7 separate regions of the Mus musculus genome follow, and regions 2, 3, 4, 5, 6 and 7 are each linked to region 1. Evidence: chromatin loops called from intact Hi-C (ENCODE). Cell type or tissue: left cerebral cortex. All regions are shown on one strand. Links, peaks and the distances in the headings refer to the core of each region. The heading gives the core; the rest is flanking DNA. Region 1 holds the start of Nrp2 (neuropilin 2). Region 2 overlaps Pard3b (par-3 family cell polarity regulator beta). Region 3 holds the start of 9530026F06Rik (RIKEN cDNA 9530026F06 gene). Region 4 has its middle 160 kb from the start of Icos. Region 5 has its middle 8.4 kb from the start of Gm35252. Region 6 overlaps Gm35252 (a long non-coding RNA gene). Region 7 has its middle 76 kb from the start of 9530026F06Rik.

The links. Hi-C counts contacts between places; a loop is a spot of excess contacts. Peaks named below come from ENCODE experiments on the same cell type or tissue, not always from the same donor. Only the 100,000 strongest peaks of a DNase experiment are listed, where the experiment ranks them.
Region 2: it touches region 1 in a loop (5-fold over the local background); 9 of 42 quality-filtered maps call a loop at or near these places.
Region 3: it touches region 1 in a loop (4-fold over the local background); 17 of 42 quality-filtered maps call a loop at or near these places.
Region 4: a loop joins it to region 1, with 3 times the contacts of the local background. A loop is called at or near these places in 10 of 42 quality-filtered maps.
Region 5: a loop joins it to region 1, with 3 times the contacts of the local background. A loop is called at or near these places in 9 of 42 quality-filtered maps.
Region 6: a loop joins it to region 1, with 2.7 times the contacts of the local background. A loop is called at or near these places in 10 of 42 quality-filtered maps.
Region 7: it touches region 1 in a loop (2.4-fold over the local background); 14 of 42 quality-filtered maps call a loop at or near these places.

Annotation. Positions count from the first base shown.
Region 1 is chr1:62,699,651-62,703,650 of GRCm38, forward strand. Nrp2 (neuropilin 2) reads left to right here and starts at 3,667. Exons shown (of 17, transcript NM_001077404.1): 1 at 3,667-4,000. In left cerebral cortex, for the core only: CTCF peaks have their summits at 1,566 (motif pointing left) and 1,774; DNase peaks (open chromatin) are centred at 1,580 and 3,746; H3K4me3 peaks cover 1,001 bases; H3K27ac peaks cover 796 bases.
Region 2 is chr1:61,769,288-61,773,739 of GRCm38, forward strand. The region is part of intron 2 of Pard3b (par-3 family cell polarity regulator beta); the gene reads left to right. Pard3bos1 (a long non-coding RNA gene) reads right to left here. Exons shown (of 4, transcript XR_373443.3): 4 at 2,667-2,799. Among named protein-coding and RNA genes, the nearest start is that of Pard3bos1, 94 kb to the right of the region's middle. In left cerebral cortex, for the core only: a CTCF peak has its summit at 2,143 (motif pointing left); DNase peaks (open chromatin) are centred at 2,138 and 2,944.
Region 3 is chr1:61,374,590-61,379,041 of GRCm38, forward strand. 9530026F06Rik (RIKEN cDNA 9530026F06 gene) reads left to right here and starts at 3,843. Exons shown (of 5, transcript NR_040483.1): 1 at 3,843-3,967; 2 at 4,421-4,452. In left cerebral cortex, for the core only: a CTCF peak has its summit at 2,681 (motif pointing right); DNase peaks (open chromatin) are centred at 2,692 and 3,441.
Region 4 is chr1:61,136,689-61,141,140 of GRCm38, forward strand. No RefSeq gene overlaps it. Among named protein-coding and RNA genes, the nearest start is that of Icos, 160 kb to the left of the region's middle. In left cerebral cortex, for the core only: a CTCF peak has its summit at 2,669 (motif pointing right); a DNase peak (open chromatin) is centred at 2,777; H3K4me3 peaks cover 615 bases.
Region 5 is chr1:62,962,720-62,967,171 of GRCm38, forward strand. No RefSeq gene overlaps it. Among named protein-coding and RNA genes, the nearest start is that of Gm35252, 8.4 kb to the left of the region's middle. In left cerebral cortex, for the core only: a CTCF peak has its summit at 1,795 (motif pointing left); a DNase peak (open chromatin) is centred at 1,774.
Region 6 is chr1:62,927,809-62,932,260 of GRCm38, forward strand. The region is part of intron 3 of Gm35252 (a long non-coding RNA gene); the gene reads right to left. Among named protein-coding and RNA genes, the nearest start is that of Gm35252, 27 kb to the right of the region's middle. In left cerebral cortex, for the core only: a CTCF peak has its summit at 1,913 (motif pointing left); a DNase peak (open chromatin) is centred at 1,902.
Region 7 is chr1:61,300,437-61,304,888 of GRCm38, forward strand. No RefSeq gene overlaps it. Among named protein-coding and RNA genes, the nearest start is that of 9530026F06Rik, 76 kb to the right of the region's middle. In left cerebral cortex, for the core only: no CTCF peak of the experiment used is centred there; a DNase peak (open chromatin) is centred at 2,470.

The DNA of each region.
Region 1 (4,000 bases), core at 1-4,000:
GGTTCCTCCTGTCAAATTTAGGTCTAAGGCTGAGACATACATACACACAATTTGAAATGGAAAAGATTTCCATGAGAATCTGCAAGGATTCTGGGAACCCACTAAATACAATACCAAAAAAAAAAAGAAACAATTAAGTGGTGTTCAAGTATGTTAAGGAAAAAAATAAGTATTTTCAAAGTATGTTGGGGGTGGGGGTATGGGGGACTCCTATTGATCAGAACCTGGACTTCAACATCAAACAAGAGAGAGAATACAAAATGAGGATCTATTACATTTTAACCAAAGGTTTGCTTCTGAGACAGATGCAGCTAAACATTAACTGGGACAGAGCCGTAAATTACAGATTAAGATGTAATTATGCCTCTATCTCTCCCTTTCAGGGTGAGAGCTTGTTGAAGCGAGGGCTCCGATAAGGGAACAGCATGTGACAGGTGGTGTCTATTGTGGAAGCATGAAAACTTCTGGAGCTTTGAGATCCTGTGTTCCCAGGAGGCAGAACCCCAGTGCCTGTCTGGTTTCCATGCCCCCTGCATAGTCACGCATCTATGAACACTTAATCCAATTTGATGAACACAAATGGAAAGGCATACCTGAAGAAGCTGCTAGCAGCAACCAGTGATGCTTGTATGGGGGCTGGGGGGGGGGGGCTGAATCCAGCTCCACAAACTCCAATAACTGGCCCTCTGACCATGTTGCTCCAACTCTCCTTGCTACCCCAGATCATCTTTGAGGTGGTTTCCAAATAGGTTCTTAGGCCCACCGCTTCTCAAAGTCACACAGTAAAGCCAGGAGCTGCACCATTCTGGCACTTTTGTGGATATATTCTTGGTGAGGCTCTCCCGGAATCTGAAACATCAGACCCCCCCCCCAAAAAAAAAGTGTTCACAGAGAAAGAGTAAAGGGAGTACTTTTCCAAATATCCTTCAATAGGAGATGCACCAAAGGCTGTACAGTAAATAGCATATATCAGAATTATTGTTCAATTGGCCTATGAGTCAAAAATCATCTAAAACATGTGTAGGAAAAAGTACAGATACCCAGAAGTCATCTCAGATTATGGAATTCTACCCACAGGAGGCTGGTGACCCAAGAGATGGACTTTTAACACCTCCCCACCCCCCATGATTCTAATGCCCTTAAAGTTTGGGACTGTATAGCTCAGGATATCCTGACTTTCCACAGGAAGTGTCTGAGGACAGTTTCCTTTTAGTGTCATCTGGAAACTTGCTCTATGTTCTCCTAACCCACTCCTCCCCACCTAAGGACCACCTATTATTATTATTATTATTATTATTATTATTATTATTATTATTAATTCATAATTAAGGATGGTGATGTGAGCATCCCAGCTGAATGAGAGGTAATTTCAGGAGTCCTCACTTCACTACGAGCTGTTTGGGGGCCAGTTCCGCTATTGTTCAGAGCAGGCTGGAAGATTCAGTAGCCTGATTTTGAATTTCCCCTGGTCTGCTGAAGTCCTTTGAAAAGGCAGGAGCTTCCCAGCACGGATGTAGAGGCCTTTGGTGGCATGGGCATTATTTATTGAGTGCTGCCCCCTAGAGGATTGGAAAAGCTCTGACCAGTTTGACTCCCCAGGGGTTCTCCCTCCCTCTGGCCATCTGCAGAACAGGAAGCCTTCACTCCAGTGGACTGCAGTCAAGTCTTGCATGCAGAGGCACAGAGGCTTCCAGGAAGCAAGTTAGCGCCCCCTTTAGAACACCTCTGAGAAAACGAAGATCCATATGGGCAGAAGCAGGATCCAGGGACAGAACGCTGAATCTTACTGACTTTTCCCAGAACGAAGGAGAACCTTGGAAGCAGCTAGATGGGAACCCTCAAGTCTGAGGTCCCAAGCCCAGCAGTTCGGGGTTGTCATCCTATGGCTTCCCAATGGGCTTTGGGTTTCTTTCTCTCTCCCCAGTCATCTCTCTGCCCTTTGTCATGTTCTCAGAAAGCTGCTGTGTGCATCTCTAGTCTAAGTAGGAATGGTTTTCTATGCCTGGAGAGCAGTGGGGTTGTGACACTAAGTAACTCTTTCCTTGCAGGCACTGTTAGTACAGATAGCGTTGTTTGTTCTTGGATTAGTGTTTTGCCAACAACACAAGCCAGGATTTGAACTTAAGGTCCAAACTCCAGGCTTCCCCTCTTCCTTCATCGAAGAACCCAGGGAAGGGAAAGAAAGGATAAAGGAAATCAAAATTAGCCCCTATGAGTATTTGAGTGGTGCATGCGTGTGCACGTGTGTGTGTGTGTGTGTGTGTGTGTGTGTGTATGTGTTGCTCTCTGGAAGAACTCAGAGGGCCTCTAACTCCAGCCCTTTGCAGCCAGGCAGTTAAGATTAACCATGTGGTATTCAGGCTCTGGACTTCCACTGGAAAATCCCTCATTTAACTAGTTGCAAATCACTTCTGATTCAATTTTGTTTGTGTTTATCTCCATGTAAATAACAGTTAAGTGAGAGTTACAGATTTTTTTTTTCAAACACTGGCTGTGATAAACAACGCTAATGGCAAGTCCAGATAAGGAGAGAAACCACCCAGAAGAACCCATAAGTCCACGCTAAGGGGGAAAAATGGTATAGTCAGATGTTCATGTCCCTTCTCACCCAAACTTTATGTTTCCTAATCTTCAGACTGCTAGGAAGGGGACTGAAAAGGTTGCCAGGTGTGCTCTGTTGGATCTTGATCATGGTAAAGCAAGGGTGCCTGGTGAATATGACAGTTGGGGATCACCCAGCCACCCTCAGAAACAAAGATGCAAGTGTTTTCTCCAACTGTTAGCTTATAGCGCCTTGAAACAGTTTTCATGTCTCCACTTAAAAATAGGTAACACAATGCTATTTTCTTTCTGTCAACATTGTGACCACAATACCTTGGGGAAACATGAACAGAAGTAGTTACAGTAGCAGTCCAAGAGGCCTCCCTGTACCTATACTATGTTGGAAGCTTGAAGGTGTATTGGGTGGCCAGGGGTGGGGGTGGGGAATTTAATTGCCCGGAGAAATTCTTTATTCAATAAAATCGTCCCTCGTTTACAGATAGTTACAAGTTAAGGGCACATGTTGAAGTAAATCCTAACCCAGACCGCAGAGGATCCTGTTTGGGACACAACAAAGGATCTGAGAAGTAAGCCCAAGAAGTATTTGAGGTTTGGTTCAGAGAAGGCTAAAGGCTGACTGTGTGTGTCGCCGCCACGCTTTGCTGCCTCTGGGAACACAGAGCTGAGCCGCGGACTGGCTCCCTACGCCAAACGCGGTCCGCCACCCAACTCCTTCTGTAACGCCATTGCAGGTGGCATTGTGTTGGATTCTGAGTGTGTAGCATCTGAGTCTCGGAATTTAGGGGAAACAAGAATTTCCCGGGCTCCGCGGAGTTTCCCTCCGGCAGAGGCAGCGCGCCCTGAAGGGAGGGCGCTCCTTGCTCCGGGTGTGACACACCCGCAGCCCCGCACGAAGGTGCGTGGGGCGGGAGGGAGGTGCGGACTGGGAGAGGGGCGGCAGGGTTGCGTGGCACCTTAACTTTGATCGCGCGGCCGCGGGGCTGCGAGCCACCGCCGCCCCGCCCGAGCTGGGTGCCGCGGTCCTCGGCTCTGCGCCGCGCGTCTCCGCGGCTGCCTCTTTAATCAGGAACACAGAAGGGGCGGGCCCTGAGCGGGCGCGTAATCGGATCGCTCTGCCGCGGCTCTGACATCCACATGCTGCTCGGCCTGAAAAGGCGAGGGGGGAGCCGGAGGGGAGGCAGAGGAGGCGAGCAAGGCACCAGCCTGCAGCCCGCCCCCGGCACATCCTCTGAAGCACAGACACTCGGCCGGGCGCTGGGCGAGGTGGAGGTGAGGGCGGGCGCCAGCGAACTCGGAGAGCCGCTCGCACACTCGCGGGCGATCCCAGCCGCCGCACCCGCAGCAACACCAGCAGCACCGGCCGCAGCAGCTTCCTGCCTCGCACTCCCCTCCAGAGACTGGCCAAGCGGGTGTAACCGCCGGGGGAGGCTCCAGCTTA
Region 2 (4,452 bases), core at 185-4,184, 930 kb before region 1:
GTTCACTTTCTGCTTCTTCCCTGGGAACACCTTCCTTTTTTGAGATAGTTGAGATATTTGGCTTGATTTTTAATAATGAAGGCCGCCTGCATCTCAAATTCCACTGCCAGTGTGTTCATACAAAAAGCAAGAAAATGCTACATTAAAGAAAGGGCAGAAGATACCGGCTCATCCTGGCCTTATTTCAAATCCCATTTCAGGAAGGGAAATTCTGTTAACAATATCTGAGGAGATCTGTCTGATGCAGCACTTTCCTCTGATGCATTCTTTCAACTGTTTCCTCAAGGCCTTTTCAAAATGTAGCTTGTATCTTAGACACAGAAACAGCGTTATTATGTGTGTCTTTTTGAAATGGGACTTAACACCACTATTAAATACGGAGACAAGGACACAGTCAGCTAAGAGCCTAGCAGAGGATCCATATATGTTAGCTACAGCTACAGCTTTCCTCTTAGTGCACATTCATGGCTCTCCATGATGCCTGCCATTGTGCTACACAATCGATAAGGATTTGCACTTTTCGTGTTGCCTGAAGAAGAATCACTCAATTTTCTTCTTTTTGTTAAAAAAGGAAAAAAATAATCAGTGAAAAAGAGAGCTTTCTTATATTTCCTGGAAGCAGAGCCCACCAAACTTGTTTCTCTTACTTTTAGTCAATTCACAGTAAGTAGTAATTTCAACTGATGGTTTGTGGACCTCCTGTTGGATATCAAACCTGCTCAAGAAGGCTGGAGGCACAGTTGGGCTTTTATGTGTAAATTACTTGGTGAATACTCATTCACAGATGGAATATGGACAGAGAGCAGGCACAGAGAAGATTGGCTGGGTGTGAAGACTCATGCTCAAGTCATAACACTTGCATTCCTGGGATGGACTACCTACAGGGGAACTGGCAATGAGGGCTGTAGATAGGCTGGACCAAGTAATGGAGAAGCCAAGATCCCAACAGCAATTACAGTCCCAAAGCGGTGTCAGCTGTGGTTGCTTTGCTTTCGGAAAATCAGTGCAGTTCAATAAAGGCTAGAAACTAGAGGTGGAATGATTTGATGTAAAATTGGAGAAAGATCTAATTCATTTACTTAGTTTGATAAAGAGATGACTTCTGAATCCCATGGTCTTGTTACTCAATAATAGACTCTTAAAACAGTAACTCACATTGTGAATTGTTGGCATGGTTAAAAAAGACAACTACAACATAAAACTATGTAAATATGAAAGTATATAATTTTTATGAAAATTGAATTCCTTCCATAACCATACATACATATGTATATATGCCCTAGCCCTAACCTCCAACCCTAACCCTAACTGTAATACATATATACACATATGTGTATATATATGTAATATATATACATACACACACACACACACACACACGTGTGTGTGTGTGTGTGTGTGTGTGTGTGTGTGTGGTGTGGTGTGTGAAGTATAGTATACCATCACAGAAAATTTCTTTATTTACAGCTAGGTTTTACAGATGGGAAGTGCTAAACTTGAAGGCAGGCCAGGAGCTCTTGACTTGCACAACTGGGCCTTGACCCTTGAATACCATGTGCTGTCTCATGTTCAAGTACTACACTATCAGCTCAGCTTTGTCTTTGTGTTTGGTATAAGTACTTGTTAGACTTTTGTCTGCCTTATCCTCAGGTTCAACAATTTATTTAACAGCAAAATGTTAGTTAGTGTAGTGTTAGTGTAGAAGAGTTATGTGTTTAGTGTCCCTTGCTGTCTTTTAATGATATAATACTATTATTATGATATTTTCATGTGCATGTCTTGATTTAAGTACTAAGTGTTTGAGATTAAGTACTGAAACACCAAAGAAACTAACTTAATGCATACTTTAATAGTTTCAAACAAATCTTATAAAATTTGTTTTAAAGTTATTTAATTGCTCAAAATAGTTTTATAAGGAGATACTTGATTAATATGACACAATATTTGGATTAAGATATTATTATTATGTGAGAAATGAAATGCCAGCAGGACTAAATTTAGAACAGGAACACACTGTCTGTTAACATACTCAGCATTCAGGGATCTTCACATATTCAAAGGGAGACTCTTGTGCACAGTGAATGAACTAGTGACCTAGTCAGACACACTGCCACTTGCTTTCTCAGAGCACTCTGTTGCCCTCTGGTGGATGGCACAGTCACTTAGAAGCCAGCTCAGAAAACAGTTTGAAATTTGACACTCCCCCAGTTAGAAAATGTCTTTTGTCTTTTTAGTATAGATCCCAGATCAGAGGTGGATAGTAAAGGGAGAGTTTACACATACATATCTCTGCTCTCTTAAGTTTTTCAAAAATGGCCAAGGACACTCTTTGCATTCATAAAACTTGTTTCTATTTTTGGCTTTCTCAACTTCCTTTTTACTGACTGAAAGGTTGATGGCTGATTGTACTAAGATATGTGTGACTTTAGTGTGTAACTAGACAATCCATGGTGTATGTTGTGTTTTGCTTGGGAAGTGTTGTTGCTACATTAATCCTTTTTAAAAGATACTGAATTATTATATATATTTTTTTACAATCCTGGGTTATTTTTGAACACTTAATTTATTAGTGATACTTCTACCTTAACATAAAATAATTGTTCTAAATCTATTATATTTTCTTAAATAATAATATAGTAAATTTAATTCTGGAACACTTACATTTTGAAGGGATCTTGAAGTTATGATGTGCCTAGAGGTTTAAACAGTGCTTCAGAAAGAAATATGGAAGCTTGTAGGGGAGGAGAGAAGTGCTTCTGCTTACAAGGCCCATGGCACGGGCCTCAAGATGACTTTCTGCTAGAGAGTAATAAAATTATAGAATTTTAGATCCAAAGTATACTAGTCTTATGGACTAACTTTAACATCTTCCTAAACAGGAAGTATCTGAACCAGGGAAGTCTCTTGGACTCCTGGACTTCATGACTGTGGCTGGTTTCTTTCCGGAGTCCATTTTAGCATTTCCTCTTTGGCATTCTGATCGAAGCTGCTGTTGAGGGCCGACTTCTGCCAGGGGCAAGCCCTATGTTCTCTTTTCTCTCCTGTCAATAGAATATCCTTCTTCTAGTCTTGAACTAATAAGTTTTTTCAAAGTCTTAATCATCTGAGCACAGTTTATTTTTAATTCTTTTTTCGTGTTTTTTATCCCCATCTTTGCATTTACAGAGATAACAATTTTAATAAATAAAAGTCCAGACTAAGGTTATGGCAACTGTTGGGAATGATCTTTGTTATTGGTTTTCTTACCTGAATGGCTTTCAGCAACGTAGCCCCTTTCTTTGTGTCATGGCTTTCTCATGGGTAATTGAAGCTAAAACAATGCAGTAATTTTATGTGATATTATATCATGTGTGATAAATAACCTAGCCACAGTGTGAAGCCACATGCTCAGGAGAATAACTGTTAGGTTCTAGTGTGTTACATTACATAGTAAATTTAGCTATCAAATATACTATCAAAGTAAAAAAGATTGGATTTGCATTATTTTAAATGTATTGCTTAAAGCATATCCCATCTAGGAATGTGGTTTTCAATCTGTATTTACAGATTTAGAATCTCTGGATTCAAACAGCTGTGAATCAGAAGTACCAAGAAAAGAATTCCAGAGAGCATCAACGACTTCACTTGTGTTTGCCCTGTGTCAGGGCTACACTGAATGTGTATGTAAGCACACCCCACCTCACAGGTCCTCAATCTCTCTTTAACATTTGTTCCACCATTGTTATCTGGAAGCCTAGGATGGTTGTCCCTGCTGTTGGGACACATTGGTTTTACCTCCCCTTGGCTTTAACACATGATCAATACAATAGCTGCATATGGAATAGTTATGCTCTGTTAGCTATGCTTAGTAATGTGCCCATGCTTTAAAATACATATATAAAGTACATATGACTCATATGCAACTTCTTGTCCTGTTAGGGATGTGGGCATCTATCCATAGAGGTTGGTGTCTGAAGGACATCCTGGGACCTGTCACTGTGGATGATAATAGGCATTTGTACTTGAATAAAGTACAAGTCTCATAGGTTCTGTTATGAGTCCCTGGAATACCCACTTCCCCCCAGCTGTCTGAAGCATGCTAAATGGCAACAGTAGTAAAGCTATGGTTTCTTTCTTACATGCACCTCCTACCTGTTCTATACTTCCAGTGTTTTACTTGTTTAGCATGCCTATTGGTCCTTGTGCCTGGTCTCTGATAATTTAGGACACATACTTACATATGTATATGTATATGTATATGTATATGTATATGTATATGTATATGATGTATATGATGTATATGTATCTATATATGCATATATATGTATACATATACATATATATATATATATGCACACATATACATACACATACATACATAATATTGGTTGATAGTTTTATCCATTGCTTGTTTCCAGTGCCTGTAACTGTGCCTAGCCCTTACTTAGAATTCAGATAATGTAGAAAAAATAA
Region 3 (4,452 bases), core at 239-4,238, 1.3 Mb before region 1:
TCATTGGTCTGGCTGGCTAGGGTCAAAAATTCAAAGCTAAAAGTTGGCCTTTGGCTAGGTGGTAGAGGTAATTGGGGGAGGGAGGATCCTGTGGGCTAGCCTATGTAATACGGCCTCAGAGAGAAAATGTCTACACTCCAGCCTTAATGAGAGCGATGGAGAAAATACAAACAATAATGAACCCAGTTTCTAACCTGTGTGTTAGAGAATGTTTCCCTAACCATTGGGATGAGTTATCAGTTTTACTCTCCAAATAAGGGTGCAGATGGGTCTCAAATAAGGACCCTTATCCAAGGAAAATTAGTATAGTGTAGGTTTAAATTCTGCTGTTATTGTGTTGAGCTATCTAATGCTGAAGGACTCACATGGACTCTCTAATAAGATTCCTGTCTCTCATCTGTGAAACCACTATCAGTATGGTTATTAAAGATTTTAAAATGCACAACGCCTGTAAACAGGCCATTCTCCATATATGTCTCTGCCAATTATTTTTCAGTGCCAGTGATTGAACCAGGGCCTCATGAGATGAATAAGCACTCTACAGCTGAACTACATCCACAGTCCTTGTTTGTTTGTTTGTTTGTTTGTTTGTTTGTTTAAAACAATATCTTAGTTGTGTAGACAAGGCTGGCCTACCATCATGATTCTTCTGCCTCCACAACTTGAATGCTGGGACTGTAAGCATGTACCACTATGACCAGCTCTGTCTCCTTTACCAAGAGCCTGTCCATGTCTCTAGCATTCCTCTAGTATCAGAAAGTCCACAGACAAGATGTCAACAAGATGTAAAGTAGAGGAGCAGGGCTGGAGAGATGGCTCAGCGGTTAAGAGCACTGACTGCTCTTCCAAAGGTCCTGAGTTCAAGCCCCAGCAACCACATGGTGGCTCACAACCATCTGTAATGGGATCTGATGCCCCTCTTCTGGTGTGTCTGAAGACAGCTGCAGTGTAGTCATAGACATGAAATAAATTTTAAAAAGAAAAAGAAAAGTATGGAGGGGCATAAATCGAATACCAAGAATGGATTTTTAGTGGTTTGAGGGACAGCCATGGAAGGTTCATAGATGACACTGACTAAGAAATGTGTGGTCTAAAGTGACCTATCTGTGCTACCCTTCAGTCTCATCTCTGGAGAGCCCTGAAAAAGAAGGAATCCTGTACACAGGATCACCTAGAATTCAGGCACATGAGCCATGCTGGGTTAGATAGTTTCTAGCCTCACCGTCTGCTCCATCACCATCTCAGCTAGGACCCCAGGAAGGGATCAAAGATTAGGAAGGTCACAAGTTGACTCTATCAACAACTTCCCAGGCAAAGGAATTCTGACACCAAGAGACCAAGAACAGTGGGGTTTGGTGGTGTTCTTTCTAAAGGAGTGACAGAAGGAAATTAGAAGTAGCAGGAAGGATGCTTAGGAGACTAGCAGATGGAGTCAGAATGAGCATGGGGACAGAGGCATTGCTTTCTCTTTACTCCAGAGCCAAGACAAAGATCCCATGACAGACAGCAACACACCTACACACACACACACTCACTCACACACACACACACACACACACACGCACACACGCACGCACGCACGCACGCAGACAGACAGACAGACAGACAGACAGACAGATAGAGATATAATGACAAAACATTATATTTCCTGGCACATATGTATAGCAACATTGCAACCTGTATATTATTGAATGTTTATTTCTCACACGGAGCAGCTGAGGTTTTCATCTAAGTCAAAGAGATGGGAAATTAGATCTGTACCTATGGGAGTGCTGACAGGAGCCCAAAGTGACACAGAGCAAAGCAAGGCTGAGGTCGTGCTGGGGTTAGTTTTCGGTATTGGCTTTGTGTACAGTTGGTAATGCTCCAAGGAGGCTTAGAGTGAGGCCAGGAACACACAGACAAAGTCAACAAAACCACTAAACTTTAAAATGATTCGATAAGGAGCAAAACAGAAAGGAAGAAAAAGTCAAAGCAGCCCATTGGATGACATGAAAAATAGGGCGGGGCGTGGGGGGCATGAGGGGTGGAGCATGAGGGAGTGGTATATCATAGGGTGAGGATTGGGAGTCACCAAGACACAAATACCCTTAGTTTCTGCTCCAAGGCAAGTTCACACCTCCTGGGAGCCAAAAGAAACTCCCAGGAAGCCCTGAGGGACATCTGAGAGATGATGATAGATGGTCACAGATATTAATTGGAATGTCACTCCCTTAAGAGCAGGGGTTTGGGTGTGAAAACTCTGTTCAGTACAAAGTAGCCTCTCAAACTCCATTTGTTGAACAAATCCCCTCAGCTGATAACGTCACCCAGTCATCCCTTAGCAGAGTAAGCTTTGGACACACTGTGAGACACGGATGTGTACTGTTCAAATTAATCTTCATTCTAGACTCACTGTTAATATCTTCATTTCTAACATTTGAGGGAATTAAACCCAAGTATTAGATATTAGATTCTGCCTCACAGATTCTAGTAAATTCCAACAATACTGCAAATTATTATTGCTTCATGCACACAGTGGCTTGGTGCTAGTTTTAAAGCTGGGCAGGCAGTCAGAGCTTTTATGTTGAGCCAGGGGCAAGCCGAGGGATTGCTCTCGGTTTTTTGTTTTGGTCTGTTTTTTTATTTTTTTTTTTTGGTTTGGCTTTCAGCGTGATGACAGAAAGGACCCGCTAGGGGGCAGTGTGTGCACAGGTTTCAGCCAAGCAAGCCCAGCGGTTTATGGCCGCTCAGGTAATCCTGAAGGCAACAGGGAGATCCAAGAGTCTTGAGAAACAAAATTCACTATATGAAGTTATTCTTTAGGTGGAGCAGAATAAAGCAGCCCGAAAAGACTGCACAGGAGAAGAAAAGCTAGTGACACAGCAAAAAACTGGGGGATGGTTATTTTAAAGGTTTCACCGCACCGGAGCGCTTACGGCTTGATACAGGAATTATTCGGTATTCTCCTTAATGATTGCTAAAGGGCTTTTAATATTTTTATTTATTACCTTTGACATTTCATGTTTCTGAAATCCATGCAGAGCCGTGATTCATTTTTCTTGTCTATTGTAGGTAGCAGTTAGAATTCAATTAAAGTTAACCACTTTTAATTGGGCAATGATAGCTGATGTTGCATTATTGAGTGCTTCAATGTTCTGAGGGGTTTACTTACATTTTCTTTTCTTCGCTAATGCTCCTGGATAAGGAGACTTTTATTAGTTGTATTTATTCCCACTGGAGATGTGGAGAGATGGTGTTGATACTCACTCCAACATCCCAAGCCTCAAGGTCTAGACCAGAAGCCATTTCTCTTAACTATTTTGCCGTTTTCCCCTAGAGTGCACAGCTTCTCACACCTCTTGTTAAAATGTAGATGCTGATTCATGGATGTGGGTGGAGACTGAGAGTCTGCAACGTAGGCCAGTTTGCAGGTGACTGCAGTGCTGCTGCGTTTTCCATGGGCCTCATTTTTAAAAAGTGAGCACCTGTGTCGAGGTGAAAGGTGCAGGCGTATACAGATGTGCATGATCTAATCCCTACACTCAGATACAGATGTGCATGATCTAATCCCTACACTCAGACAGCCTGTGAGTAGGAGAGATGAAGAAGGCACATGTCCAGGACCACAGAGTAACAAACAGAACAATTCCATTGATATGAGAACAGGACTTGCTGACAGGGGGTGAAATGGACCCCAAAGCTTTGAAGGGTGCCTGCGGAATGAGCAAGACCTAACTCACAAAGCATGACCAGCAAGCCTAGTGCAGACACGGGTCTTGCAAGGGTTGTTCAAAAGGACAGGGAACTGAAGGAGGGAGGGGCGAGGAAGGGAGGTCGGAATGCAAGTCACTCCTGGAATTAAGAAACACTGTCTAGAGGACGCTCAGAATGGACAGCACCCAGCTGCTCAGGAAACCTCAGTGCGGGGTGAGATGAACCAGGAAATAGATGGCGGTAGAGGCGGTGTTGACAGAGCACAGAGGAGGTAATCTGAATAAAAAGAACCTGTTTAACCCAAGTTCTGGGATAGGACAGTACCATGCACACTAGAGGAAGAGTGCCTAGACCTGTTTTCCCATCTGTCCATAGAGAAGCTATGCTGCAGCCATGGTTCAGAGCAATGCGGCTCTCTCTCCATCGTAACATATCATGAGTGCCGCAGCAGAGGAGACTCCAACTCCGAATTCTGTTTTCATTAGGGCTGGGCTGGAGCTAGGAATTTATGTCTATCTTCTCATGTTTATTTGGTTGATAGGTATGCGCAGGCAACACTGAGATCTATCACTCGGGAGCCACGGTTCTCAAGTGAGCAGCCTCGACCGACCGGGAGGCAGCTTTAGCATCGGTGGGAACTGATGGGAAATGCAAATCTTGGTCGGGTTCCCAGACTCATAGAGTCAGAAACTCAGGGTGAGGCTCAGAATCTCTGTTTTAACAGACCCTTTGGTGATTCTCAGGCAAGTCCAAGTT
Region 4 (4,452 bases), core at 180-4,179, 1.6 Mb before region 1:
CAGCAGACACAGGAATCTGTTGTTTAAGCAGGAAATCTATAGAAAATGAAAATTAGTTACTTAAATGAAGTTGAGTGTTATTTTAATATCTGAAATTAATCAATTAATCATCATGGTTATTAACATATCTTCTTCATTTGATAAAGAAACAAACAGAAACTCAAAGACTATAGGGCTCCTGACAAACTCTCACAGATTGTCTTACAAATTGGAGAATGGCTGAAGAATGTGCCTTTCTGTCCCATCCAGACCCTGTCCTCTACATGGGTTCTGGAGATCCGATTCAAGTCCTCAACCTTGCAAGCAAGCACCTGCTGACTGAGCCATCTTCCCACCTTGCCCTTGTCCCTTTTAAATGCCTTCCGCATCTCTACCACCACCACCAGACCTGATCCCACACTTCACACCCTGTGTAAATATTTTCTAACATAGTGGGAGTTTAGCTGGTGAGGATTTATTGACATGTTTATGTAGTGTAGTAGTGCAAAGAAACATTTGATGAATGTAGTGGTTTGTTTATTTGTTCAATGGCCAACACCCTCCCCTCAAAAACCAACAAAGGTAAAACAAACTCCAAAAATCAGAGCCTTGAAGTACACAGTAGGTCTTTTATAGTTCCATTTCAGGAAACATCACTAAAATATTATGTTATTTTTTTTCACAGTCATTAGCTAAAGGAGGCTCTACTACGCATACCGAAACCATCAGTAGAGTGGTGTGTGTGTGTGTGTGTGTGTGTGTGTGTGTGTGTGTGTGTGGTGGCTCATAGCAAAAACTGATGGGGAAAAGCTTATTGAGGGAAAAATCTGTATGTGTTTATTTCATGCTTTCACCATGAAATAAAATATTCTTATTGTTCAATTTCTTAAGAAGATTTACAATGTTGAGTATCCAAACTTCTTAAAGAGGTTGAATATTTTCCTCTGACTGTGCCTCATTAGAGCTCAGAGATCAAGAGTAAGGCAGGAAAAAGGAGGCGGGAAGAGAAAGTGAGAAACAGAGAAACCAAACCGTGGGAGGCAGAGATACTAGACCCTAAGACAGGGGTGGAAGCCACTGGGACTCAGTCATAAGAAGCCATTTGTTTTGTTTAACTATTTGTAGATAAAACAAAGACCAACATTTGAAAAGCCTCATGTCTCTGAGGCTAAGAGCACACACTGATCTTCCAGAGGACCGGAGCTAAGCTTCCAGCATCCACACTAGGCAGGAGGCAGCACACTGCTGCCTGTAACTTGTCAGAGAACCCAATACCTCTGCCCTCCAGGCACAGACAAATAATTTAAAATAATAAATATCAATACTGAAAACGATCTGATAATAAAAGAGAGACAGAGAGAGCAATAGCTATAGTAAGGCTGCAGTTCTCCTTGGGTAAGTCAATACGTGTTAGCCGGATCTGCTGGGTGTTGCATCCATTAGCCAGATCTACGATAGTTGCGGGGTAGGGGTGGAGTTGGGATGGGTGTGTGTGGTGTGATCCACCGGGGATGATGGGTTGTTAGTTCAGGCTTCCAGGGTGGAGCGAGTGAGCAAGTGGAATTTCCACTAAGGTGCTACCCAGAGTTTGTGTGCCCACGCTCGGCGCTACATACCAGGTGCATTAAAACCAACATTAATTAGGTAAAATAAACAATTGGAGCTTTCTGCAGGGCGTTCCACTTAAATACTAGATTCCTTTTACACTGTTGCTTCATGCTGCTTCTGACCTCTTTTCTGGTACAGTTTTGAGATAGGGCTAAGTAGCTCTGGCTCTCCTGGAACATTCGGAGATCCATAGGCCTCTGCTCCTCCCGCCCCCTTTACCCCACCCCACCCCTGGACACCACCATGCCAGGCCAGGCCATACTTTTTGTTTTTTAATGTTCTTGTATATTTCTGGTCACAGCAACTGTTCTTTCTATAAAGAAATTTCTTCAGATGTATAAACAGGCAATCACATTGTAAGTTTTATCTGATTATTTTTCTCTGTGGGAGAATTCCCGGAAGGATCGAGGGATATCTGTCATCCCTGCTCCAAGCTATCTACCCATGGTTGTTCTGTGAATATCTACAGTCATGTGACCGCCTACGTGTATTTTGTGGCTTTTAGAAAACTGTTACCAATTTCAAAAGATCACACAAAACTCCTGAGAACAAAATAAGGCTATAACACGGGTTTCACAGTCCTGAATTTGTATTTATCACAAACCCACTCACTCTCCAGTTCAGAACCCCTTCTCTTGGGAGCATCTTTGGTTCGTACAGTTAGTACAGATTCTCCCCACCCTCTATTCTTCCCATCACAGATATTCAGAAAATAGAAAGTATATACTGGAGGATCTATAGAATTTGCAAGTTTTGGAAAGCTATAAAATAAAAATTTTCTAGACCGGAGCTCATCTCATCTCATTCTGATTTTGAATTTAAAAAAAAAAAAAGTTAAAACAGCGGGATTGGGTTCAGTTTACTCAAGTACTCAAATTACTGGGTGGAAAACTCCAGTTGAAGTCGATGTTCTTTTCCTAAAAGCAATTTGTTCATATGTAAAGAATAAGAAGGCAGTGATGCCCCTCTTATTTTCCCTTGAAGCCCTGAGGGGTCTCCTTGATGCTTGGGGTTCCTGAAAGAGCCTAAATCCGCAGACCCTGCGAGAGTGGGGGCGGGGAAGCGCCCCCCCCAAAGAATTACCCTCATCTTCCTCCAGGTGTCACTACAGGCCTGCGCATTTCTTTCGCCTCCCCTCACCCTCCTTGTCCATTGATAAAGTGGAGGGTGATTTGTGATCCGCCTCGCTGTGATTGCGGAGGGAAACAGCCATCTTGGCTTGTCTCAGTAGTAGATTTGTTTTTCTAATTTCTTTATACTTGAAGGTTTACCAGATGCTTTATTGCCAGAGCGAGGCTGACTTGCGGTCTCTTTTCTTTCTCCTATCCCCGGCCCCGCACCCCTCCTTTTTGTTCCTAGAGACAATCAGTGTCTCTGGTCCCAGCTGCCACTGCTGATTTTTCATTACAGTTTAATTTAAAACTGGGATTGGAATGGAAATGTCTTTTTGCCATTTGGGGTTTGCAAGGCCTGTGGTTTTATTGCCAAAGGCACAAATGTTAGTTACTACTGTTTTTCCAGAGTTTGCTGGGGAGGGGTGGAGGTAGAGATGTGGGGGGTGAGAAAGACAGCTGGACTCTACAAAAGTGGGAGGGGAAATAGAGGGGGAAATCCCTCTCTGAAGGCAACGTTATTCTGAGAACTGTTTTGTCTGATGTTTTCAAGAATCTCATTTGGGTCTCGAGGAGGAGAAGCTAGAGATGTATCTCCTTAAATGTCCTTCCCTGTAGGTTAAATATTTGTCAGCCCAGCTAGTGAGATACTAGATGGATCACTATAGAGGGTGATCACCAGGTGGGATCTGCACTGCCGGGGGGTGGGGGTGGGGTTGGGGGAGATGGGTTCCCGCTTAAGGATAGTACATCTGTGGATCCACTTGACTGCAGCTGGCAATGGGAACACCCAAGGAGGGACTGCTCTGTGTACAACCTCAGAGGGAACAGTCTGTTTATAATTGCCATCACATAACGTCTTTCACTAGCTTCTGCCTTCTTGCTCCTTTGCAATTCTCGAATTGCACTCTTAGAGTTTATTATCCGCCAGTCACGGAACCCAGTCCAGTCACAGGCTGGTCCCTATAATCCCTCAGAAGGTTCTTAGTGATGGGCTGAGGGCTGGGGAGAGGCTTCAGTGCCCTTAATCCCTGCACTGTGGAGGTAGAGACAGGAGGACCCTGGTACTGACTGACCAACCAGCTTAGTCTAATTGACAAGTTCCAGGCCAAAATGAGATAGAAAGTTGCTGAGGAATGATACCCTGGGTTGACCTTTGGCCTCAAGATAGGCACGGGGTGGGGGTGGGGGGCGCGCGTGAGCACACACACACACACACACACACACACACACACACACACACTTACCAGTTTAATGGACTGATTTAATTATATTCAAATCCTCCTAAGATTGGCTATGTTTGTACTACTTGAGTGTAAAACTGTGAGAGAAGGACATTCGTACTCGAAAGTAGTCCTGCAGGAACAGCAGGCAGGCAGGCAGGGAGAAAGGAAGCCTTCCTCCGAAAGCCCACATTTAAATACTTAGTATCTTAGTATCGACATTGAGAACAGTTGTTTCCCAGTTGTAAGGGATCTGCAGAAGCCAGAGTGTCTTATCTGTCATGCTAAAAAACAATTACTGTCTCCCATCCCAGCAAGAGCCCTGCTCTTCCCGGATACACCAGTTTGGGATGTCAAACTGAATGCTCCATTATCTCCAAGATCCCGCTGACTCCTCACAGGTTGAACATTTCAACTTCCCTCCAACTGGCCTCAGGCAGCTGGGAGGCTCGTGAGCCTGCCTGGGGTAGACACATCTCACTGTGCGGAACAACTCAAAGGCTCTGGGAACTTCCCAGGGCCCTTCCAGT
Region 5 (4,452 bases), core at 176-4,175, 260 kb after region 1:
CCTTTGAGACCAAGGCTGATCCAAGAGAAACAAAAAGACCTTCTCAATGGTTTCCAGGCATGAAATGAGCTAAGCAGTGGTAAATAGGGAAGCTGTAACATGACCTGACTTCAGCCTGAAAGATCTCTGGGTCCATGGTTCATTATATGGTAGAATGGTTGTTAGATGTGTTTCCCTTGAGGGCAGGCTCCAGGTCTAACTCAGCTTTCCATTCCCACATTGGATATTCTACCTAACAACAGCATGTTCCCTTCACAGTGTCTCTCACTGGTACCTAGGCCATTCATGGTACTCTGGGGTGACTGACCCTAGAAGCTCATAAAGTGTGTCAAGCACTGTACTGGCTCCAGAGAGGAGAGGTCTGGGAACTCTCACCTCTGCAGGAAGAACAACACATCAGGAGACAACCAAGAAAATAGCCATGTAGTGTGATGGACAGCATGGTGAAGAGCCCTCACGTCCTAATGCCTGAGCTATGTCCCTCTACCTATCAAGAAGGGCCGAACACAGCAGAGGATCCAGGCTCTTGGTTTGGAGGAACAGGGGACTATGTCACAAGAGTTCAAGGTACCAGACTTCACACCTAGGCAAGGAGTTTGGCTTTTATCACTAAAATCACAACAGGTTTTAAAGTAGTGACTCTGGTAAATCCACATTCTAGAAAATTCTTTGTAACTCCAGTTGCAGAGGGGATAGAAGTGTGGCAGAGGTTAAAAGGCTGGAGGTATGGAAAACACACCTGGGTGACTACAGGAATGTGGGAGATGGTTATGAAGACCAACAGCTCTTCAGGACCTCTGGGCTGTGGGGAGTGAAGGCAAAGAAGGCCATATTGATGCCAGGACTGCCCTTTGAAACCTAGTAGCAATAGATGTGTCTGGGAAAGCAAGACTGTCTGAAGCCCGGGGTAGAGAGGGCATTGGCTGTCAGGTCTGGCTGGAGCATGCTGAGTCCACAACATCCTTGGGAGATCTGTGTGGACGTGTGTCCCTGGAGTCCCAGACTCAGGACACAAAGCAGAACCCCCAAGGAGTTGATCTCGCTGAGAGAAAGCTCATGAGAATATCTAGTTCAACCACAGGAGAACTGATGGGTGTGTCTTGAGCCTAGGAAATGCCAATAGTTAACCAAACTCACAAAGGTGGTTTTGTAAAGGCCGAAGAGAGGAAAGAAACGAAGGCAGGATAGAGTGACAGCCTGTAACTGAGGGCTGGAGATGGGAAAAGGTCATATTCGCTGGTTTGGGTTTGTTCTTATTACTCTCCCATTTACAGAGGCAGGCACTGAGGTTAGGAGGTGAAGCCTCCTGTCCAGGTGCTGTAAAAAAGTGAACTCAGAACCCAGGCTTCAAATACGAGCCCCGTTCATGCCCATCCTCCCATAATCACCTTCCCCAAAGCAAGTTATTGGATTTAATTGTTTATTTGTTTGTTTATATTATTCAGTTTGTAGAAAGTCTCCTCCAAATGGGTCGAAACCTATGTGGAGAAGTGTTTCACAGTACCCTCCCTGCTTTTGAACTGGTCTGGAGGCACAACTAACATTTCTTGAAATCTTTCTTGCCAGACCACTCTATGCCCTCCGTCATCCTGAAGCAACCCCTGACAGGCCCACAAGGCAGGGATATGAAAAAACGGGGGGAGGGGGGCTGGGGCGTGGAAACAAGGCACCCCTGAGACACACAGACCTGGCTTGCCAGCTTTGAAGTTCTGTGGCTGGCTTGCGGCAGGGAAGGCAGCCTGACCTCATCTCCTCCCTTCAGTGTGTGAGCCTGGAATGCCACCTAGTGTGTGTCAGCAGGAACACCAGGGCCTGGCTTGTGCTTTTGTTTGGTGGATGGTGTTTGTGTAGTTGAAACCCTGGGGCAGTCTCAAACCCTGTTCTCTCAGATGTCCTACCCCATCATAGTCAGTTCAGATAATCCGAGGGTTTACGTAAGAGGTCCTGGGTGACACAGGCACAGTCCCAGGAATGAGCTCTACAACATACAACTGCAAGTGTAAACAAAAAGCCCTGAGAGGGGGCCAGAAGAGGGCTCAGCAAGCAAAGGTGCTTGCCACCAAACCTGAAGACCTGAGTTTGAGCCTCGGGCTCACAAGGTGGAAATTGCTGAGGCACATGTACATACACACAAGATAAACACAAGATAGTCATTTAATGGGGTTTTGTTTGGAGAGAGAGAGAGAGAGAGAGAGATCCTGGAAAGCTGGACAGCCCTAGAAGGAAATCCAGCAAGGCTAAGAGGAAGAGATACAGAAGTTAAAACAAACGAACAAACAAACAAACCTTGAAACTTAGCTGCCCAAAGCTCATGTTAATGCCAGTCTTGGCGAGAACAAACATCCTGTGAGGAATTATTTTCCCACAAAAGAAGAAGGAAGATGGAGGAATAGCTGGGAGAAGAAGGAAAGGAGAGAGTAGAAAATGAAAGACAGGAGGAAAAGGAGAGGAAGGCGAGGAGCAGGGGTAGAGGCACGCAGATGTGTGTGTGCCCCTAAGGAGTCTTGAGACAACAATAACAGTTCAGAAAGCAGAAAACTGTAGGGTCCTTTCCTGGGGCCTGGGGCGTGCACTTGACTTGGGATTTGCTTGAGGTGGGAATGATGGAATTTCCCTGTGCTTCCAGCTGAAGGGTAAATCAGTCCTGAAATGTACCAGAGGAAACCCACAAACACAACATTACCCTCTCCCGCATCTCTCATGCAAAGTGTCCCAAAGAGGCAGGCAGAATGGAATTGAGCTGAGTCGCAATGAGAAAGCATCTACGCCATAAAGGAACATTCGATATAGAAGCAATCACTCCAAGGTGATTCGTGCCATCAGTCAGTCAGAGGTGTAAATCCCACGGGGCGCGTGAGCTATGTGGCTGGCCTGGATGCCTATTTTCTAGGGGCAATGAATGAATGGATCTCTCCCTCCTGCCCAGGCTCCGATGCTTTTAGCATTTGGCACCGTGGCAGGATTTATACCATGATTCTTGTAAACTGTACTTTCTCTCTCTCCTTTTCAAAGATTCCTTTCAATAAAATGCAGATGGGATTATTTGAGAGCCGCCTTGCATGTGTTTATAGGTTACTTCTGCTTCGCTGCTTATGCAGGTGTGTGTGTCTCTAGGCCGCTTTGTTTTTTTTATTTTCTCTGCCTATTAGGGAAATGGAAACATATGGATTCCTTGTTTGGGCCCAGTGGACCTTATAGAATAGTATCCCCCATTGCTTTTCTCACACATCTTCCTGTAATCATATGGCTCTGAATTAGCCTCTCAATCCCCCAGTGGAAAAGCCATAATACAGGGAAATTCAATAAAATGTATATGTGTTCTGAATGCCAAGGCATTTACAAAGTGGATGTGGATTGTGGTCAACTGTATAGGAGAGGCTCTGCTGGTAAGAAGCTGATATGGCAGACTTGTGCCCAGCGTGCAGAGAGCTAAGCTTCCTAAAGCCTGGTTGGGAGAAAAGAAAAAATGAACTGAAGGGCAAATGAATCCGAGAAGGATTCGGAACTGAACCCCCGATATTAATGTTTCCAGCTTCCATAAGCAGTTCTATACAAAGAGTCTAGGGATGTTCTTTACCTGGAAGATACAGAGTCTAGAAATATTGCAGTGCCCTCCCAGAAATGCATAGTATGTAATATTAAAGACATACTATAAGTAATATCCCCTGCACTATGACTCCCACTGTAAATAAATACCTCATTTATTGAAGGTGTGTGTTTAATTAAAAATGTCTCACTCCAGCCTTCTAGGAAAAAGAAACACGTAAATGTTTACACAGGAGGCTGCCCCCCTAGAAGGCTGATCATTACAATGAATGTGAACACATAATGTCTATGTTGGAAGAAAAAAAATTAAAAAATGAACATTATTTAGCCAAAGATGATCAGTTTGCCATCCTTCTCCCATGTCGGCTAAAGGACAGTCCAGCCTCCTTATCCGGAAGTCCAGCCTCCTTATCTGGAAGTCCAGCCTCCTTATCCGGAAGGCGAGGGAGTGAAGAACTCAGATGCTAAGCTCTCCCACACCTACTGCTCCAATGGGAGTCAAAATGATGTGCAGAGTCTAGCTCAAGATGTTGCTCTGTTCCACGTGCTTCCCTGAGCCCACGGGAACATTGCCCAAGTCCCCAGTCTAGAATAAGTCACAGGTTGGAGCCCCGATGAACAGAGGTCCCAAAACAATGATAGTCGCTGTTCTGGATATAGGAAGCGCTGATAATCAAAAACCTCCCAGCCCTGTCCAGAAACTGACACCACCACCCCCACTCCCACCCCACCCTCACCCTTTCCCGCCCCCATTCTCCCCCTCCCATCCCGCAATCTGAAAACAAGCCATTGAGGATTGCTGTATAGGCATGCGCCCCCTAGTGGAGAATTATCAAATGTAATGATGATTGTCACTATGGGATGCTTTTTTTCAGGAGTAGAGGGAGGGAAAGCTGGAAAACCACC
Region 6 (4,452 bases), core at 176-4,175, 230 kb after region 1:
TTAAGAGAGGTATGGGGTGACAGATCCAGCCGGCTCCCTGGTGTCCTTCAAGTGTCCTGAAGAGACGGCCACTGCCTCCTGCGGCTGCTTGAAAGACTTCACTGAGAAAAGGGATGCTCACTTCAGTGGAATAAAGCTCAAAAGGACCAATCTTGGCCAACAGATACAGGGAGACTGGCTTCTGTTCTCTCACTGTGGAGCATGTGCCTGACAATAGCTCACTGGGCTGACTCTTGGGGGTGAACCTTTGTAATTTAGGCACCCACTTCCTCTCCTAACTCCTGACCCACAGACAACCCTCATGAATTGGAACTGTTTTCACTAATTTCTAGGGCCCAGTGAGAAGTGACCACCAGCTCCTCCCACTGCGTGGGCAGCGGCCACTCCTTTGACTTCTCACAGGGTAAGACCTGTAGAACTGTTCTTCCATTGCTCCTACAACGGCATCTTTGTTTGGGCCCCCTGATTCCTAAGTCTGACTTCTCCCTTTTCCAGAACCTGAAAGGGACTAAAATCCTAGGAACACCTTGAATCTTCTATCCATAAGGAAGGATGTCAAAGCCAGACACACTACCCAGGCCCACTGGAATGGCCTTCTGAGTTAAAACTCAGCCAGCCCAGAGAACAGGATTTGGAGCTGATGGTTTAAACATCAGACCCCAGCCACACCCCTTTTCCTCCCAGGCACCTTGGCCAGGTTTTCACTCTCACCAGCCTCTGCTCCTCAAGAGAAGTAAGGACCCCAGGAAAAGGCTCAGACACACAAGTTCATTACATGGTAGCTGGTACATGGATATTATTTCAGTGCTGTATTTCCCACACTCCCAACAGGTGCATATTTATTTACAACCTGAATACCAATGCATTAAAATACCTTTTGATTATCAACTACTATCTTCATCACTTTTCTCAACTCCAGTGACTTTTCAATATAGATAGACAGATAGCCAATAATTTAATCTTTGGTTGGCTTTGGTTCTTTCTTTCTTTCTTTCTCTTTCTTTCTTTCTTTCTCTCTTTCTTTCTCTTTCTCTTTCTCTCTTTCTTTCTTTCTTTCTTTTTTTCTCTCTCTCTCTCTCTTTCTTTCTTTCTTTCTTTCTTTCTTTCTTTCTTTCTCTAAGGAAAACTAGTAAAGAAATTTAGAGTCCGTTTTCAGTTGGTTTGGTTTTAGTACCAGAGTCAGAACTAGTTCCTTGTGAATATTCTCCAAATGCTCTCTCACTGATCAATATCTGCAGCTGTTCCCTTTATACTTTAAAAGTGCCCCCTCGGATCTTACTAAATCTATGAATAAGTACACATCGCCTTTTAAAATTATAACCAGTTAAGTGTGAGGAAGAGAAGGGTCGGTGGGGATGTGGAAGGGTGGGGCTGTAGCTGAGCCGGTACAGTGCTTGTCTAACAAGCATGAATCCCCGGATGTATCCCACATAAAGTATGCATGCTTATAATCCCAGCTCCAGTGCTGGAGGAGAAGGACCAGACACTGGAGATCATCTTTGCTTACATAGGGTTCAAGGCAAGCCTGAGAGACATAAGACCCTGGTCTCAAAACCAAACCCCCTCCCCCCAAAAAATAGAGGAGAGAGAAGGGAAATAGAGAAAAGTGAAGAAAACAAAATCCATCAGGAGGGGTTTGCCCTGGAACAGAGGCTGGGTATAAAGTTTGGGGAAGGGGGACAAGGGACAGGGCTTCCAAGACACCCAAGGAAATCAGTGTATGCAGTGGAGGGAGGGGTGTAGGGACAAGAGCGTTGCTCATTGAATAAAGAAGCTGTGAAAGGAGAGACAGAGATAAGCCTTTCCCACCCAGGACCTCGGACCAGTCCTTCTGCCTCAGGTTCCTGCCTCTTCCCTGGGGAACTCAGCCAGGCCACAGGCACTTCGAGGGGGGACAGCGCCACCTTGTGGGCTATTTGTTCCCGGTTGAGAAGCCCTCAATGAGGTCTTTTGCTTTTTACTACCTTGAACACACATTTTTTTTTATCAAAAGAGAAAATACAGGACGTCTGAAGTATTTTTTTGCTTTAAACTTTGGGGGTCGAGATCAAACACGATTAAGATAAAGCCTGCAGATTTTCCTCGCGGACACTATTCATCTGCAAGTATCTGACTGTTTCCAAATGCCCACCTTGGTGACCCTACCTCACAACCTTCAAAGGACAGCAGGGAAGCTGGCAGAAACCTTGAGGGTCAAGTGCAGTCAACTGACTCTGCTTGGGTTCTGTGCTCAGCCTTGTATGGAAGAGCTGAATCAGCAGGATTTTTGCAAAGGTTGATGGTAGGAGGGATGGGGGGGCAGTCAATTCCCCTTTGACTTCTGGTATGTATAAGACAAGTCCTGGAAGTTTCCTTTGATAAATATCATTATACACAAAGAGTTCTGCATAAGAATGTACTTTATGACTTAAGTTATAACTCTGCAGTCCTGCCAACAGCCTACCAGGCCAGTGGGGGGAGTGGTATACAGCCACTAAAAATAGCACCGTTAAGAGTCACTTTGAACCTATTTCCTAAAAGAACTATTGGAAAATATCAGCAAAATACATTGCATGCCATCCCAAAGAATCAATTCAAATCCTATATTTTATAAATCACTGCAATTCTAGCTAAATACTGCTATTCCGGTTTTTTTTTTTTTCTGCTTTCTGTGGGTGTCATAATTTTCTACACTGAGTATGTACTACTTCTTAAATCAGAGGGGGCACATTTTATAAGTTTCGATGCCAGCCAACCTTCCCTTCCATTCTTACCCGTGTCTCACAGGCCCAGTGAGGAAGATATTTTTAGCAGAGACAAGAAACATAGGGTATTTAGATGTTAGGTGAGAGAAAGAGACTCCTCAAGTACATTAGTTTGTGATGCCAGTTTCTAAGCGAGGCTATCAACCACAGTGATATTCCTCCTGCAGAGGGCAGGGCATAGGAGGCTGGTCTTGTTGGTTTATTTGGGGGGTCGGTGTTGTTAGGGGGTGTTTTACTTTTCCTTGTGCTGAGATTGAACAGTGAGTATTAACACACACTGGGCAAGCGCTCAACCTGTGAGCTATAACACCCAGCCATGAAGCCATTTTTGATGTCTACATATTTGAAGAGATGGGTGTGATGGTGCCCTGGATTCATCGATTCTGAGCTGGCCTGGTGTCAAGACCTTGTACTTATTTTCTCATCCTTATAGCCTCCTGCACAGTTTGGAGCAGGTGACCTGACTTGCAACCTCTTCATCTGGGAAGTGGAAATGACCGTTTTATCTCTTAAGGTGACTTAGGAATTAAATCCGGCTAGGTTGTGCCACATGAAACTGCTATTTTATGGATCAAAATGGGTGAGCACTGGTGTTTTAGAGTCATCCAATCATTGCATATAAAGTGCCAGTCAGCTCAGCCATGTGTCCTCGAAGAAGTTTTATCCCTGTTCACAGATCACAGATTGTATGGGTAGAAAGTGAACAGGTACCAGGCTGTAAAGACAAGGGCCCGTACAAAGCTGAGGGGAGGAAGGAAGAGCTGGCTCTCAGAGTCACCAAAGGTTGGCCAAATTTGCCTCGCCTCCTTTTAAAGCTCTGCCTTACTCCACACCCACCTCATTCTCCTGACCTCATTAAATGTTCTTGCACAGTGGAACTTCTTCTCCAGTCACAGGGCCCCTGTAAGTCCCACCTCCTGACTCCACAGAGCTGACAGAGACCCTGAACCCTCCATCTAACTTCTTCCTGGGGCACAAGTTTTCTAGCAGGTACTAAGGGATATGCCTACACCAGGGAAGGTGGTGTGATGTAAGCAGCCTGGTTGTGGCCCTCATCCTGGCCCTCATTATCTGTTAGTTCCACTGCACCAGAGACTAACAGACCCAACACTGAGGAATGGGGACCCTCCATCAGGAGCAGGAACAGAGAGAAACACCACTTGTCTGCCTGCCAGGACCTCTGCTGGCAAGCAAACCCAAATGGACCATTTCCTTGAGTCATTATATTTTGAGTCAGCTTTCTTTTGAGATGGAGTGCTGCCCCTACCAGAGGAGAGCTGTGGGCTCGTTGGATGCACCATCCACACTGAGGTCTGTGTGGGAACACTCAGCTGGCAGGTCGGGACCCACCAAGAAGGGAGACTGACAGTAGGACTCTAAGGTGTTAACAACCTTAAGTTAGTTGCTCCAAGAATTGTGACAACTTGCATTAGAAACTGATTCTACAGTCACTCATTCTCATACAGATCATTCAAGTAGCCCTGTATATAAATGTTTAAAGCCATTTTTAAAGTGAGCAGGAGGCTTAGAACAGCCAAAGGCCATACCGAAGTTCACAGAATCAATATGTGAGAGAGGAAAGCCTATATATCCAATACATCAGAATTCTGTTCCTCCTCCAAATTGCAAGAAATATGGAGGAGAAACATTATTCTAGAATAGTGCTTCCTAACCTAGTGAATTCGACACTCTAAGATAAAGCCAGGTT
Region 7 (4,452 bases), core at 238-4,237, 1.4 Mb before region 1:
GACAGCTGTTTTGTGTCTATTTTGCCTAAATCACTGCCGTTGAACTTGAAGAAAGTCAGCATGTCATCCTGGAAAGCCAGAGATACTTGGGCTAGACAATAGCACCATCTTGCAAGCGCTTTACTGACTGAGTCATCTTCCCAGCCTACCATTACAGTTTGACATACGAGCTGAGCCAATTTGTTGTGTAACCCTTATTGACCTTATTGACTTTGTGAAAGACACTCTGGAAAGCCCAAGGTAGTTGTTCCAGAAAACAATGCTGCTATATCCTTTCACACCTCCACAGCCTTGCTCCGATCCCTTGCCCAATGCACAGGCAACATGAATCTGCCTCTATCCACCTAACAGACTGTCAGGTTGCCTGCTCATTTGCTTTTAGCTAAGCACACTCAGGGCAACTAACCACCTCACTGGCTTCTCGGTGCTCTAACCAGATCTCAGTCACAATGAGTCTGTCTCCTCAGCTTCACTCAGAAATGAGGTGCAAATGGATGACCATTTTCCCTTACGAATGATGACAGGCACCCATGGCCTCACCCTAGAAAAAAAGCACCCCCTAATCCACCAGTCCCCCCCCTCCCTCCCCACCCCTCACCCTAGCCAATCTTTTAAAACCACCAGGAGAGAAAAAAAGAGGCCTGCCATTGCCTCCCTGCTGACTCTAATTACCCAGCCGGGAATTTTACAATCCTTCTCCCCTGCCCGCCCCCACCACTGTTCTAACAACTACAGAACAGTCAGTCTGTAGACTTTTTGGCCGGCTCTTTCTTTTGTATGCCCACTGCTGCCGAGTGGATTGGTCTCCTAATGAGTTCTGACACTAATGGAACTGTGAGACAGCGTGATTATGGAGGTCCTCCCCACATGCGGCTCAGACCTGGCAGGAAATGACCCGAGATTCTGCACCCTTCCACCCCGCAAAGAATTCTGTGGAAGCCATCTTCAGCGGCCAGCTGGATCGGCCCTGACCCCCACCCCTTGCTCCATTCAGTTTCTTCTTCCCTCCATCATCCCGCAGGTGGCTGAACATAAGATTTTATGGCCTGATGCTTGGTGGGTTAGTTGACAACGCTGGAGACCCTCTTTAATTCAGGAGGTCTATGGAGCATGGGGGGTGAGATTGGAAATGGGAACTGGGGCCCATAAAGAAAACCCAGATTTTCCCAACTCGCTTTTAAAAGTGATCCAAGGAGGGAAGGAACTAGGGAAGGGACGCTGTTTTCTATTAGATGCTTAACAACGTGTGTAAGTGGAGGTGATTGAAGAAAAAAACAACAACATGTGCTTCTGCAATCTCCCTGTTGTGTGCGATACAGGTGTAAGAGACTGGAGCTAACTATTGAACTGTGAGCTAATTATAGCAAGAAACAGCTGTTGTCCTCTAATGAGGATGAGGCTGCCGCAAGACGCTACTCTGCCCGGAAGCCTGTTGGAGAGCTTGCTTTAAGACTGCTTATCCGGTACAGCATAGTCCCCGCCACACACTCGGTTACTGGCCTGTTCGCACATCCAGTCCAGCAGGTGATAGGTAATTTTCACCTCACCCTGTCTGGAGAGAAGAGTATGTCCCCGTTTTATTAACCTCTATGCTCCTTTTCTCTTCAGTCCTCAGCAGCGTATAATTCCTGACCACCCCCCAGCTGTGAGTTACCAGGAGTACCCCCTTTGTGTCACCCCTCTGATTTCTTTCAGATCACTCCCCCTTTTTCCATGTTTCCAGAACAATCGGATATTCCCAAAGCTGTCAACTATTTATCGTGGGGTGTAGAAGCTCACCAAACCACATTTTCTATTCCTTGGTGCTGTAGTGTTTTCTCCGGCTCTTCAGTGTCACGGAATGTAGAGTTTGGGAGGGGGTTGGGGGTGGGGGTGGGGTGTATCTGTGAATGAGTAGAAAGTCAAACTTTAGACTCCAATACAAACAAACAGGGAGGTGTTTGTTTAAAATGTTGTTTTAATGTTAATAAATCTGATTTTCAGGGTGATCCATGTATTTACAACTCACTAAGCCTCAATAGCTCACCAGGTGGGAAAATGGTGGAAGTCTAAATAAGCTGAGGACGCAGGTGCTCTGCTCTATCTCTCAAAGCACAAATGCCTCTTTTTGACCAAATGAAGGGTAGGCAATTTATAGTGACCATTTGTTTCCCACTGTGGATAAAGTATTATTTACTGTGCAATTGAATTAAAAACAAGGGCTTGCTATAGCAACCACCCTAACAAGAGGCTCTATTCACAGGCCGCCTTGGAAGCTCGGGGTCCAGGGGCCCATTAAGCACCTTTTTGAAAGTACTTGTCGGCAAACCGGTGGCATATGCGTCTTTTATAGCGTGTACAAGGCGAGGCTTGTACAATGAAAGGTCTCTGTACAGACCATGTTGTTTTCAGAAGGGAGGGGGTGTGCCAGCAGCTATGTGTTGCTGTAGTTTGGGATTAGTAGAAATTTAATTGAAAATAAAACACAGAGCAACTGTATTGGCTACTGAGAGGAAGAACAAAGGGTTCTTCATGAAGCCAGGCCTACCACATGGCAGCCCCGGGAGGCTGCTGCCTGCTCATCTGCTCACTCCCAGCCAGTATCAAGAGCCTGGGAATGAGCCCCTTGGCCATTCCCCATCCTCCATCACTGTTAGTGGTCCAAGCGTTGCTGATAAAGTCAGGGAGATGAGAGTAAATAGTTTGGTACATGGCGATGCGAAGCCAAAGTATTATTTCTTCTCACCCCACTAAACTCCTCTGATGTTTTCTCTGTCCTTTCTGATTCTCCTTATGCCTGAGTCTGATGTTCTCTCCCTGAAAGCACTATTGGTCCTCCTTTTTCATGTAAACATTATAATATTTTAATTGATTATTTGAGGATTTCACCCATACAGTGTATTTCCATCATAGCCACCTCCATGACCTCCCTCCTCCTCGAGCTCCTCCTGCACTGCCCCTTTCAAGAACTGCCTCTCTTGTCCTCCTCTCTACTTCATGGTCTTCTTTCTCTTTCTTCTTTTTTATAACACATGGTGTCTAATTAGTGCAACCACTATGGACATGAGTGTGGGGCCCTCCACATGATCATGGTCAACTTCTCAGGCTCCATACCCCAAAGAAAACTGATTTTTTTCCTCCCCTTTGCAGCCAATATTTCTTTCCTCCTCTTCCTCCTTTTCCAGCAGCATCTCTTCTTCTTTCCCCTCCAGTTCTGAAGACAGAGATTCCTGTATACTAGAGGTGAGGATTAGGGAGAGGAATCACTGAGAAGATTTTATCCTCCTGAAGATGGCAAACTCAGACTAATGTGACTGATCCCCTAACGCTTCTGAGGTATCAGAGGTATCCCTAAATAACAGCTTCCGGTGTGTTCCTTCATGAGCTGCTCCAGTGTTGAGTGGCCAAGTGCAGGTGACATTTGATTAGTGTCCCCTTCCCTTCTGCTTTCTCTCTAGAATGGCAAAGGCATACATAGCTTCAGGAATAACATAGCTTCCTGTCTGAGACTGGAAGTCAAAGCATCTTCTAATGTCTGGGGAGCTTGTGACACACAGGCCAGGTCCCTTGTGTCAATTAGGATGGCTGTGTTGATTGAAAGTGGCTATGTCCTAAGTGTTGCATGTTCGTGAGTGTTCTGCTTGGAGCTTTCGGATGTTTGTTCTCACTGTCATTTTACACCATTGAGAGATTATGTAGGAGCTTGTCAGAGTAGATATCAAGCTAAGTGTTTTATATGAGTGAATGAATGAATGAATGAATGAACTAGTGAATGAATGAGTAGAAGGGTACTCTGCTTTGGGAGGCAGCAGTTTGCTTTAACCCATTTGCACATGAAAGAAGGCAGCTTAAAACATTACTTACCAACATACCAACTAAATCCTTTGAGAGACTTAGATGTAGAAAAGTCTTTGATTCAAATTCTATTTTAAGATATTTCAGAAAGAAGAGGAAGTAAGCCAAAATAGCTCAGGGAAGCAATCTTAATTTTGATGGTCCCCTTTTCTGAGGGGAAGACATATTCTCTTACCTATAATTCTAAAATCCTCATTTCTGATGACAGACAGTTTTTTTTTTTTAACCCATTTGGCAGTGCCAGCAGGCTATTTGGAACCTTTGTTTATATTTAGCCTCCCAAACACAGTGTCACGGGCATGTCTGCAAATGTGACTGTTTGAAGACAGTGAGTTCCTGGTGTAAGTCGGGGGGGGGGGGGGGGAGGAGGGGGTGCATAGACATCAGAGTCATTCCATTTTTAAAGCCTAAAATGGACTCAGTTTCAACTCTTCAGGGGTTCAGACAGGGCTCAGAGATCTAAAATACAGAATGCTGTTTACCCCGTGTCTTGGTCAGACTGCCAATAGACAGAACAGCCAGGGGCCTTTCGTACTGTGAGTAAAAGGTCCTGATGCTGGGGATTTTACAGTATTATAGCTTTGAAGTATGGATTCTTGTCCAGCAAACACACCATGA